Regions from separate parts of the Mus musculus genome. Here region 2 is linked to region 1. The links are chromatin contacts, found by Hi-C in ENCODE. All regions are on one chromosome and are shown on one strand. The core of a region is the stretch at or near the end of the contact, and the rest is flanking DNA. Distances in the headings are between cores, read along the strand shown.

The links. Hi-C counts contacts between places; a loop is a spot of excess contacts on that map.
Region 2: a loop to region 1 is called in a map of mouse trophoblast stem cell, with 2.7 times the contacts of the local background. The contact joins the promoter of 2810048H02Rik here to the enhancer-like site in region 1. A Hi-C loop is called at or near these places in 12 of 37 maps with a recorded cell type or tissue (Patski, gastrocnemius, heart and 2 more).

The regions. Positions count from the first base shown.
Region 1 is chr6:116,977,453-116,984,250 of GRCm38, reverse strand. No RefSeq gene overlaps it. Among named protein-coding and RNA genes, the nearest start is that of 2810048H02Rik, 170 kb to the left of the region's middle. Within about 2 kb of position 3,835, at least 1 of the 3 ENCODE cell types and tissues checked has a DNase peak (open chromatin) inside an H3K27ac peak, as active enhancers do; it is heart, where a contact is called at or near this core.
Region 2 is chr6:117,151,172-117,157,639 of GRCm38, reverse strand. 2810048H02Rik (a long non-coding RNA gene) reads left to right here and starts at 5,098. Exons shown (of 4, transcript XR_377983.3): 1 at 5,098-5,709; 2 at 6,018-6,146.

The DNA of each region.
Region 1 (6,798 bases), core at 2,586-5,085:
GAGAGCTCTGTGACACACAAGGCAGGTGAGTCTGGTGTGAAAAGGCAGGGAATGGTAAATTATCTAATTTTTCTAAAAGAAGACACTCTGAAACAACTTTCAATAGCCCTCAGGTCAGAGGGGAAAGGGCTAGACAGAAAGAAAAGGAGGGGGAAAATCTGTGAAAATTCCTTCAAAATAAGTGGGTAACTTACATGGAAATCCAGAAAGCACTACTTACTTTTTAGTGTGTGCCTGTGTGTGTGAGTGTGTGTGTGTGCCTGTGTGTGTGAGTGTGTGTGTGTGCCTGTGTGTTTGAGTGTGTATGTATATTCCTCTGTGTGTATGCCTCTATGTGTGTGTATGCCTGTGTATGTTTGACTGTTTGTGTGAGTATGTGGGTATGGGTGTGCCTGTGTATATGTGTGTATATGCCTGTGTATGTGTCTGTGTGTGTGTGTGTGTGTGTCTGTGTGTCTGTGTGTGTATATATATATATATATATATATATATATATATATATATATATGCCTGTGTGTGAGTATGTGTGCCTGTGTGAGTGTGTGTGTTTGCATGTTGGAGTGTATGTGCCTGTGTATATGAGTGTGGATGTATGCATGTGTGTGTGCCCATGCATGCTTTTATGTGTGTGTGTGTAGGAGGATTGTGCAGGAAGAGGAACCGCCTTCAAACGGTAAGCCAGGTGTCCCTGATGAAAACATTGGCAGTGTCACCTTGGCCACCTCAAGTCAGAGAGCTTGGGTTTAACCTGTTATTGCTCAGTGGCAGAAGAAAGCCCTTGGAGCAGCTGTGAAGAACAAGAGAGTCAGAGCTAGGAAATGGAAAGTCACAGTCTGCAGGAAACCCATGAAGTACATCCCTATCTCAGCAGCCAGGAGCAGCCCTAGCATCTCAGAGCCCTGCATCCCTACCTCAGCAGCCAGGAGCAGCCCTAGCATCTCAGAACCCTGCAGTTTGACAGCCTGAGCCCAAGGTAAGCAAGGAATAGACATCTACAGCTTGCCCATTCCCTTCCCTCCCCTCCCCTCCCCTCCCCTCCTCTCCCCTCCCCTCCCCTCCCCTCCCCTCCCCTCCCCTCCTCTCCCCTCCACTCCCCTTCTGTCCCCTCTGTTCCCCTGCCTTCCCTTCTGTAAAACTTATAAGTACAAACCAGTGCCTCAAATTTATTTTAAATGGATCAGACACACACACACACACACACACACACACACACACACACACACACACACAATGAAAACATAGCAGAACACTAAAATTAGTAATGTCCGTAGAGCATGTAGAAAAGTTCAGTGCTCTTCCAGGCTGCCTTTCTGAAGCTTTGGGGTTTTAAACCAAGGACAGAAACTTCAGTAATCACATGAAGCTAAGTTGCGCTATCTGGTAGAGGAAACACAGGCAGTAGAGTGATAGTTCAGGACGGTGGAACTCTGGGAAAGATAAGCTTATGGCGAAGAACCTCAGGAGCATTTGGTATTGACGATATCTCCACTCGAATATGAAGGTTAGATTTTTCTTTCTAGTATTTTCAAAAGGCATAAACATTGAGATGGAGTATGGAAAAATATTTTTGAAGGAAAATCACCACATGTGATTTTATGTGTGTATGTGTGTAACTGTGTTTTGCTTGTAAGGTGTGCAGAGGCCTTTGCTGAGGGGGGGTCACAGTCTATTAAAATGGACCGACGGAGCTAAATCATCTTAGTTTTCCATGAGGTAGTTCTGATACGATCACCAGGTCTCACCACTGTTTAGCTTGACATTATGTAAAATGTTCCTCTGAACAATTTCCATGGGTTTTACAACATGGAACTGTGTGTGCAGCATGTCTCAGCAGCTGATCCTCACACCGGCTTCCCTTCCTCTGTAGCTTTTTCTATGGTTAGAACCTTGGTGGATTTCAGTATTTCCTATTTCTCTGTTAAACAGAATAACGATATCTTCCTTCTTTCCACATTTCGCACACACTTCAGGTTCACAGGCACATGTTGTGCTGTAAGAATCCATCACTGTCTTTTGTGAACACTTAGCATACTTCTTAGACTTGACAGTGGCTTGTATCTGCTGTATTTTACACACCATTCAAGAACTTCTTTGCAGCGCTGACGTGCTCTATCATGGAATCTTGATTAATTTTCTTGCTCTGAACACTCTAATCAAACTTGTGAGATTTGAAGGTGACCGTGATGTGGTCCCTGAGGCATAGAGTGAGCCATACTGCCCTTCTGGGAATTCACCACCAAATTACAAGCACCTTAAGCTGGTGTGGCCTAAGTTGTAGGGGAAGAGCGGCGAACTTCCTGCCCCGGGTTGAGAGACCACTGACAGTCCATAATGATGCATTATGAGTCTTGAAAGTAAGTAGTTGCCAGCCTGGGTTGCTCTATCCATCAATGTCATCTGTTAAGATTGACAAAGAAACAAACGCAGTTCCAGACAAGGAAAAACTGCAGAAGATGCTTAAAGGAACATTATACACAGAGGAAGGAGAAAGGCAAACCTCAATTGTGAGGATCCAAGGAAGAATCCATCTCATGAGAGGAGAAAACTAAGGAAGGGCAGCTAGGAAGGACGCCAACAGATCTAACAGTGGTAAACAAGAAAGACCCCCATACTGTCAATAAAACAAGCAAACAAAAAACAACAAAGCAAAATAAAACAGAACAACAACAACAACAAAAAATAACCCAAACAAGCAAACAGCATCCTAGCCAAGCAGTAAAGCAATCAACAAAATTGCAAGCACTAAAGAACTTTTAAAATAACAACACAAAATGTAAATGGTCTTGTTTACCAAGAAAGAGACACACACTAGTTAATTGGATTAAAATTCAAGGTGTGTGTGTGTGTGTGTGTGTGTGTGTGTGTGTGTGTGTGTGTGTTCACAACCATCTGTGACTTCAGTTCCAGGGGATCCTGATACCTTCTGGCCTCTGTGGTTAGGCACCAGGCATGCATATGCAGGGGTATTCATATGGTGCACAGACAGACATGCAGAAAGAAATTCGTACACATTAAAAATGAAATATTTTTAAAGAATTGAGGTGGATGAGAGAATGAATGACTCAGGTATGCTAAAATTTCCAGGAAATAAACCGGGCCAAAAAAAAAAAAAGCTATCAGACTAGGTCAGCAACAGACAAAGATCTGTATTTTCAGCAGCAAAATAAAATAGGAAACTTTGCAAAATCGAATAGAAGAGAAAGCCCAGAGGCCACCTTCAGGAATTCATGCAGTTTGTAGCACTCTCCCTCTCATCAAAAGGAGTACATAGCCAGCATGTAGCCTGGCTTGAGAAGTGGCTTCAGAAAACCAGCGCTGGCTGTACTTCCGGTAGCTGCTTTAAAGAGGAGAAAGGGAGGGAAGAGGGGACAGAAGTTGCAGCAGCACAGGGTGGCAGACACTCGAAATAACCTTCTCTTTGGCACTCAACTGGATCTGTGTCAAGAAGCCATTAAAACAAACAAACCAAAAAAGGACAAGCTGAGTCAGCTGCTTTGCCACCCCAAACACACCCTGAACGACACACCAGGGAAACCCAGAGGAAATGTCAGGCTGTAAGCTGAAACCTGGCCAGAAGGATACTTCTAGACTGTGGGGGAAGACATTTGAATCAGCGCCAGAGGCTTCAGGGGACACAGGCTGTCCTTTTCAAGAAGGGGGTGGGGTGGGGTGGTGGTGTCCCTAGAACCGCATCCTCGGGGGTTTGAGCGGCTTTTGCAACCTGACTCCTGCAGGAACTTCAGTGGGTCTGGCCAGCGTTTGGAACCAGGCCCTTCAATGGGACCTGCATCTGCCACTCAAACGTGCAGGACTGTCTGGGGTGTGACTGGCAGCTGGGAGCCCAGGAAGGAAAACTGGGGAGGCAAGCCTGGAGCAAGAGAGCAGGCAAGAGACAGGGCAGGCTCTGCGTCTTCATCAACCGCAGACCCTTGCTCTGTTCTCATTCTGCCTTATTTTTTCTTTTTCTCTTCCAACCGTAAATTAAAGCAATCTTTTTATTTTTTCTTTGTGGTAGACTTTCCAGAGAACACAAGCTGGCCTGGTTGGCGATCTCCTTGCCTGAGCCTTCCGGGCTGGGGTTATTTTGGATTACCTAATTGATTTCTTCGCTTCTCTTCATTCTACCTTTAGGCAGACTGCCTTTCTCCTTCCTTTATCCCTATTGGTCTCCTTCCATTGGTTTTCATTCCTCTCCTTTTTCTTTATCATCCCACTAACCGCTGGTTTTCCCATTTCCACTCAGATCAGCATCTTAGCGTGATACTGTTGGGACTCCTGTGTTTCATACAGTGACTGAGTCCAAGAGAATTGTTGGGGGTGGTTCTTACTGTTATTGCTATTGTTATTGTTGTTCCTATTGCTGTTATTGTTATTGCTACTGTTACTGCTATACTATTATTATTGTCATTGTTATTATTGTTATTGGTGGTGGTGGTAGTAAGAAAAGGGATACCTCAATTCTACTAATTCTAGTCCAATTAGGGCATTGCAAATACTTCCATTGAAAAAAATGAAGATAAAAGAAAAATATAATTAATGATCTAGTTCCCACATCTGCAGGACCCAAAGCAAAAATAAATAAATAGATTTATAACCAAGACAACCAGACTCCCCAAACTTACAAATCCCAAAGTAATAGATGCCAAGGATTGGATTAAATGAATTCCAAGTGAAAGAATTAAAAACTATCAAAAGCTTCATTCTTCTTTATGTATGAGATAGATAAACAACACTTCAAAAGACAGACTTAAGCAACTGGTGCTAAGAAAACTAGAATCCACATGGAAGAATTGGGGAATGAGTGGGATTGGAGTGCACGGTGCAAAAAAATCACAAAGACTCGATTAAAAAAATTATATTAAAAAGAAAGAAAACTAGAATCCATATGTAGAGGAATGAAAGAAATTCATATCTCTTACCCCACATGAAAAAAAATCACTCCACAAGGGACCAAAGACCTTAACTGTAAGGCCGGAAGCTTTTGAAGTTGCAGAGGGGAAAACACTGCCAGATACAGCATATGTGAAAGTGTTCTGAAAATGACCCAAAATAGGACAATGTCCCTAAAATTTAAGAAGTTATTACACAAAATTCAAAATGTTCTGCAGAGTTATGGAAACAATCGGTACTCAAAAAGGACACACACACACAATCAGAAAGCTAATTTATACAGTTCTCAAAAGAAAAGAAAAAAAAATTACAAATGGCCAACAAGTACTTGGAAAATTGTTTGGTATCTTTAGCCGTGGGGAAAACGTGAATGCTTTGGGTCATCTCATCCCACCAAAGCAGCTGTCAGCAAGACAACCAAGGCAGCATTGCCGCTGTGGATGTGTGGAAGAGGAATCCTATTCACTGCTGTGGGAGTGCAAGCCAGGGTAGCCATTAAAGAACTGGGTGTAGAGATCCCCAAATAATAACATAGGGCTGCTGAGTTGCCTGAATGTTTTGTGAAAGCATGAGTGGCCAAGCCCGATGACATGAGTTTGAGCCCCAGACCCCACGTGGTAGAAGGAGAAAACAAAGTCCTTCAAGTTGTCTTCTGACTCTCTCTCTCTCTCTCTCTCTCTCTCTCTCTCTCTCTCTCTCTCTCTCTCTCCCTCCTTCCCTCCCTCCCTCCCTCCCAATAAAAATAATAAAAAGGAAAATATGGAGTATGCATGGACAATGGAGTTTTATTTAATCCTAAAGAAGAATGTAGAAAAATAGACATTTGTAGAAAAATAGACAGAACTGGAAGTAATTATGTGAAGTTAAATAAGGCAGACTCAAAATGGGCAAATAGATGTTGTCTTTCATATACACAAATGGATTTAATATGTTAATGTGTATTAATGTAATAAAATTCATGTATTATGTATGTGCACATGCATGTATGTATGCATATATGTATGCATGTATGTATGCTATGGCGTTGTGAAAGTGGAAAGGAACCACGAGGAGAGAAGAGTATATATTCCAGGCAGGGGAGAGTAACAGAGGGCACAGAACGAGCAGAGAGGATTAGGGGGTTATGGGGAGACCAAGAAACAAGAGGGTGGATGAGAGAGGGTAGTGGGGCAGATGATGAATAATAAAGAATATTACCATTATAAGAGCCATTATAGAAGGATTAGAAGAATCTATGCCTATATAGTTCTTCAGAGCTGTGCCACAAAATTAGATTTTCACTTATGAAAAACCCTGTGGATCATCCCTACCCCAAACCCCAGGCTCATCATCAAACAGCACCAGGCCAGATGACCTTATTCCCTGAAATGTGTGTAGTAACTTGACAAAAAGCCTTGATATTAAGGAACAAAATTCAATTTACTATCTAGAGTCCAGTGTAAAGCATTCTTATTGAAAGGATTGCTAAATAATTAGCAGTTATAAAACATTATAACTTTAATGATAGTTGCAACCTAGATATAAAGTTTCAATGCACAGACAAATTAAAGACCAATGATGCCAAGACAGTCTTTTGCAGGGTTTCAGAGCATAGAAGTCAAGTGAGGAGGAAGGCAGAAATCCCTGTGAATCACAGATAACAATTTTTAAGAGGGACATAGAAAAGACAAGCCGATCTTGCTTGAATCACTTGTGGTACTCTGACAGAAATGCCAGAGCCAAGCACATTTTGTCTCTAGCAGTTCCACAGAGGTGAAAGATGTGCAAAAGCCCAGGGCATGTGTTATACAGACCTCATTTTCCTTTCCCCCTGGGAACACAGGAAGAATCCATTTTTCATCCTCCTTTGCAGTGTGGCTGCCTCTCCTCAGTGGGATCTAAACATAGCAAGAAGAGTCACTACCATCC
Region 2 (6,468 bases), core at 3,849-6,348, 170 kb before region 1:
GGGTCCAGGAGGAAGAGCAGACTGTGAACAGCTGGACCAGTTCTGGGAATGACAGAGGATTGAAGGGGAGAAAGGAACTTGTTTATTCAGGCGGAAATGCTTCTTGTGTGCAGAATGTGACCTCCATTTCCAGGGTACCAGATGGTAGATGTGTTTAGTTTTCAGATGAGAGAAAGGAAGAAGAAGCTGCATGGAAAACCAATGGTCGGACTTCCCAGTGGCCTGCATCTCAACTGGGACTCAGGACATGGTCTCTACTCAGCAGGAACATCCAATGTGTCTGTGGGAGGAGCCTGTCCCTATTAACCTGGACTGGGCAGCAGTATCCTGGCAGGACCAGATGGCTCTTTAGTGGATGCTCAGCCCAGTTTAGAGGAGCACAGAGGAGAAAGAGGTACATTGGGAATCATGGCCAGCCTGAATTTCTTCTCTCAAGACTCACACCCTGAGGATAGAGTTTGTGTGGTCTAGAGCTACAGTTCTGAGTTATTTCGAGTTCAGAATGGGTGTGGGTCTGGCACTCTCTACTCTTGGCAGGTTGGTTTCAGGAAAGGAGGTCATATTGAACCAATCCCCATCCTGGCTCTGGACTCTGGGCTCCCGTAGATTATGTATTTTCTTCCATTGTGTGTCCATTTCGACCAAGTCATAAAAGCCATGCCTTATGTCAAAGAAATAAGCACCAGGGCCTCTTGCCTTATGTCTGTGTGCCCTGGACATATAGGGCTGTCACCAGGGGCTGCCAGTGTCCTTACCTCCAGCTTCCTTTTCTACGGTGAGCATCTTAGTCTGTAGTGTTCTATTGCTGTGAAAAGACACTAAGATGATTCTTATCAAAGAAAGCATTTAATTAGGAGCTTGTTTACAGTTTCAGAGGTTTAGACCATGATCAGTCATGGGAGGAGATTAGCAGGAGGTACATCCTGAGAGGGGAGAGGGAGAGGAAGGGGGAGGAGGAGGGGAGGGAGAGGGGGAAATGAAGGGGGAAGGGGAGAGAGAGAGAGGGAGAGAGAGAGAGAGAGAGAGAGAGAGAGAGAGAGAGAGAGAGAGAGAGAGAGAGAGAGAGAGAGAGAGAGAGAGAAAGAAAGAGAGAGAGACAGACTACATCTGATAGTTTGGGCTTTTGAAACCTCAAAGCCCACCCCTGGTGACCCATGTCCTCCAGCAAAACCACACCTCCTAATCCTTCTATCAAAGAGTTCCACTCCCTGGTGACTAAGCATTCAAATATATAAGCAGACAGGGCCATTCTTTCTCAAACCACCATAGTGAAGGTGTACTCCCTACTCACAAGTGTCTTGAATTATTTGTTTTGCCCTTCTAAAAGGTTCTATGGCGTGTAGCTTGAATGTCTCCCTAAAGCCTGTATATTAAAGGGCCGATCCCCAAAGTGGTGCCTCTGGGAGGTGGAACCTCTAAGAAGAGGGAGCAAATTAGGTGACTGGGGTCACTGGTGAGTTACTGGAACCTTGGTCATTCCTTTTCTCTTTGCTTCCCAGGTGCATGAGGTGAAGTCTTTTTCCATCATAATATCTTGTTATCATAAACCCGAAATAACAGAACCAATTGTTCATGGATTGAAGCCTCTGAGATCACAGGCCAGATATACCTTTTCCCCTTATAAATTGCCATGGACATTTTGTCATAGTGACAAATGTTGATGAACATATGAGGCAACTAGAAGTCCTGTTGATGACACATCCAATACAGCTTTTGTGCAGAAGTCCAAATGCTTACCTGAAGTTCTTAGAATCCATCCCTGTCTCCAGGAGCAGAAAGGGAGTCTATCACAGAGCAGAAGGGACTCATCTGACAACCAGAGGTGTACAAGTCATCTCACCTCCCTTTGACAAGGAAAGCAGTCATGTCAGGGACTTTGTTATTAGGAAGCAGAAATGGAAATTTTGGCTTTATTAACAACTACCACTCCTGACTTCCCCATTTCTTCCAGCTCCCTGAAAATCTTCAGGCAGGAAAGAAGAGACCTTTTGGCGTGACTGACTGCCTCTCAGGCAAAGACCCAGGATCTTGAGCTATACCAACCCATGCACACTCCCCAGAATAGAGACCAAGCTGTAGGGGCAGCATCACGAACCTGCTGTCTCAGCTCGGAAGAATTGATGAAGGTTTATTTCAGTTCATTGTCAGAGGCAAAGGATTTTAAAAGTAGACTTGAAATGGGTTAAGGGGGATTTTGGGGAGCAGAGAAATGAAGATAGAATCTGGGGTCATGTTGGACACAATAGAGAACATATTTGGGGGGTGGGGGACATGAGAAGTAACCATAAGGCCAAATGGGGAGTAGGGGGTCACAGAACTGTCAGACTAGAGAACAAGTAGGCACTTTTTAGGCCTGGCCTCACTGTTTCCCTGGTCTGGATGGTGCCTTAGGAGGACGTAGGTGTCCAGTCTTTTCTTTCATATTTGGTCCAGACATTCACCAGCTTTACTGATGAGGGACAATCGCTCAAAGCACTGTCAGCCTCACTGTGCTCAAGCTGCACAGTAGGAGCTGCGATTCTCTTTGTGGTGGGCATGGCCGCTTTCTTATCCAAGGTGTTCTCGGAGATAGCACAGGTGTCCTGTAACTCTTGCTAATGGTAGCTGGACCCGAATGCTACCCTGTTCTCTCCAGATACCCTTTCTATCTCATTCCATCAGCTGAACCTGGGGAAGATGTCCAGGATGGCCAAAGAGTGGCCTGGTAGACTTCATCTGGGAAGGTAGGTGGCTTAATTCTAGAGAGACTTGGCAGTCTATCAGTTTTAACATGTAGCACGTGTATTTGTGATTCTTTTCTGGATCACTCAAGAGGAAGGAAGAGAGGAAACAGGATCAGGCAGAAGGGACCTTGGTATGTGACAGAGTCTTAAGAATTGCTCTAGCTGACCCTGAGAGAGCTCTAGCTCCTAGGAATCTGTCTATGATTATATATACTCTAGCAGCCAGAAAAGGAAAGAGGAGCAACAACCTCGCTCCCATTGAGACCAAGGCAGGGTCATACCATTCAGGTTTGCTGTGCCCCAGAAGGATGCTGGTGGGTAGTCCCTTGGGATGTCTTCTGCACCCACTCTGATGGGTCGGTTGATGGATGCTGCTGTCCAGTGATGATCAGTGATCATAGGCAAGGTTGCTTTCAGATTGAGGGCCATCTGATAGAGCAGCAAACACTGGCTTCAAGGTGATTGTCAGCCAGAGGCATGCCCAGCATTTTGGAGAAACAGCTCTTTCAGGTCAGTAGAAACCTTGATGAGCATCCATCCCTTTTCTCTTATCTCTACTTTGCCTAACTAGATCATGCCTCAACAGGGATCTGTGGTAGCAGAGATGTCCGGCTAGGGAAAACACCAGAGGATTCGGGAAAATTCTTGCATATAATAAATAGGTCCACATATGGAGCTGGCCAGCTTGGTTAACCTGTGTGGACAGGTCTTTGGTGACATCTCAGGACGTTCAGTGGAATTTCATGGGACATTGCGGATTGGCCAGGCTTAAGTGACTTTTGAGAAACTTTTATCATGGAAACAGCAATAAAAATTCCACCAGCTTGCTGGAGCAGAGTGTGTACAAACCTTTTGCAAGGCGTTTTGTATTCGCCAAACCTTTTTAACAGTCAGAAGTGACTAAAACTCAACCAAATTAACTCAGGCCGTGGTTGAGGAGGAATTTATGAGTTCTCATAAATAGACCAAAGAAAGAAAGGCAGGGGAGGGTGGGCTGGCCTCGGGGGAGTCCAGATCGCCCACTCCTCCATCTTCCAAGGGGAGAAGAAAGGCCATTGCTGTCTGTATCCTGAGGGAGGGACTGCCCACTAACATCTTTCTGGTCTCAATGGGAGGGAGGTCCTCACTCCTCTCTCCTACTGTAGCTGCTGGATTGTGTATAATCACAGTCAGAAATAAGACTTGACTGCTCATTAAGGCGTGCTAGACAGCTTGACAGAAGCATTGACAGTGCATAGATAACAGTCGATAGGTAACTCCGTGTTACGGTATGGTTCTGCTGTATCCCTAACCATCAGGTAAGCTGGTCTCTCTGAGGAAGATTCTTAGAGAAAGAAACGAGTAAGTGACATTTCTCTAGGCCCTGCCATTTGCGCTCCTTCTCAAGTTTAACCCATTTCTCTTCAGAACGGATTTTAAAGTAAAATGCTGGAGTGTTACCATTTATTTTTCTTTGGAAAGACCAGGTTTCTTGAAAATTCCTGAGTTGATACTCAAAAATTCCACAAAATTAAAAACATACACTCATCAGTATGAAATGTGCAAAACCCTTCAAAACCTCCCCACTGCACTTAGCAGAGAACCCGGGGGAATTGGCAAGTGTAGGGGCTGGCACCTGGCCAGCTCCAGAATCCCACCCAAGCACTCACAGCTGGCCATCGGCAGCTTCAGGACAGCACTGTCCCTTGTCCCTTACTGTGCTCTCCCCACACCTTAGCAAGATGGGCAGAGGCAGCGTTGCCTTTCCACTGATTCCAGACCCTGGCAAGGCCCAGTGTGAGTCAGGTAGCATTGGGTGGCACACAAAGGTGCTTTGTGGGTTCAGGAATTCCAGCCCCTTCTCCCAGATCTCATAGTAAACAACGGTGGCGCCAACCATACAGTATGTGGCCCTACGATCAGACCTAGAGTCACTGGCATTCATAGCCATCCTCCCAAGTCCACAATGGACCATCATCTTCTAAACCCATGTAGTATCTTCAGTGTATGAAATGCTGAACTACAGAAGGGGTTGAAGTTAGGAAACCTGAACGTTTACTGTTATTTACTGTAGTAAATAGTTCTTATTTACTACCATAGACACAGAACATAGTCTGTAGGCAGGCAACTGCATCCTCATCTGTTAATCTAAGAAGGAAGCAGGCTCAGGAGACATCTGAGATATGCCTAACCCTGGCAAGGATGAGGCCTGTAAGGCCTGCTGCCTGTCTGTCAGGTAGCTCTTCCTGCTGATCCATTTCACACCTTGAGCCAGCATCCTCATTTACCAACATGATTGAGCAAAGCCTTTGGCTGCAAAGGTATTATGCCAGTGCGAAACTTTTGGAAGCGTCCTGATTCTTACTGTTGAAGCTGGTCACTCTCCAGGGACCTCAGGTGACAAGGACATGCATTTGAAGGGTAGCTCTCCAGCATAGAGAAGTATAGGAATTCCTGGCTTTTTATCCCATGCTCCTAAAGTAGTTGTTATTTTTTTGTCTGCAGGCAAGTGTGGCTTTTCCAAACAAGACTCTGGCCCTGAAGCTCAAGAGCATCAAAGAGACCTCATCCTACCCCCCACCCGCTCCAGACTCACAATCCAAATGCAAAGCACAGAGGACATTCTTAGGTCTCAATCCCCAGAGGCAACACCAGGACCGGGTGCGCTAAATTAACCTGGAAGGACCACAGGAAAGAGATTAGACAAATCAGAGATGAGACATGACCTGACATATTCATTATTTTCAGTCTTGACCCAGAGGGCTGTAAACATAGGAGAAGCTGGTCCCCAAGCCTTGGACTTGGTTGCAATGGACAGTGAGAGTCCCAGGTGTTAAAAAACAAAAACAAAAACAAAACGGACTCTTTTGCTACAAAGATCTCAAAAGCCCCGCCCCCTCGTGGACCTGTAAACAGACTGCCGCAAGACAATGCAGGTGCCAGACTAGTCTCCATCCCTAGTGACAGATGCTCTTTCAAGGAAGGCCTGGCTCACTTGCACTTCAAGGTAGATGTTTCTGTTTGTTTCCTCCCCAAAGACAAAGCACTGAAAGTCCCGCCCCCTTTTGTGTTCCACGCTTTTCAAGGCCTGTTTAGTAAGGAGCCTGGGGCCGGGCCTGAAAACATAGCCCATCTCACTGCGCACTCGGGCCAGAGAGCTGTGTTAGGGGGAGTTTCAGCCGTTCGTTTCCTAAATTCATACCAGATGCGTTCCAGAAGATTAAAGTTATTGCAATAAGCCCCAGGGAGCCAATCATGCTCTGCCTTATAACCTTCTTGGTTTACGGTGCCATTCACACAAATCGCTTTCTACAGGGTCTTGAGGAGACACGGAGCCTGTGGAGTTAACAAGTGGTTCAGACGATTCCTGAGTGAAGCCTTTCGATGCACGGGGATTTAGCTCAACCAGGTCCCAAGAAAACAGTTTAGAGAGCTGACAGCAAGGTAGGCTTGGTTGGAGTGCTGGGTCTGGCCTGTATCTCCTCGTATGTCTGTCACTGCTAGGACAAACATCCAGGAACAAAGTTGTAGCTCCCTGGAGCCCTCAATTTGCCCAAGGTATGATGCTCTTGGGGTGGTCATTGTCTAAAGCTTCATTTTTTTTTTTTTTTAGAAAAAAAAAAAAAAGACTAAATGTTAGCATTTTCTCTAAGCTCCGCCCAATAGTTACCTAGCAACAGCCAGGTACAGCCTGGCTCACCTATAAAAGGATTAAGTCTCTCTCTCTCTCTCTCTCTCTCTCTCTCTCTCTCTCTCTCTCTCTCTC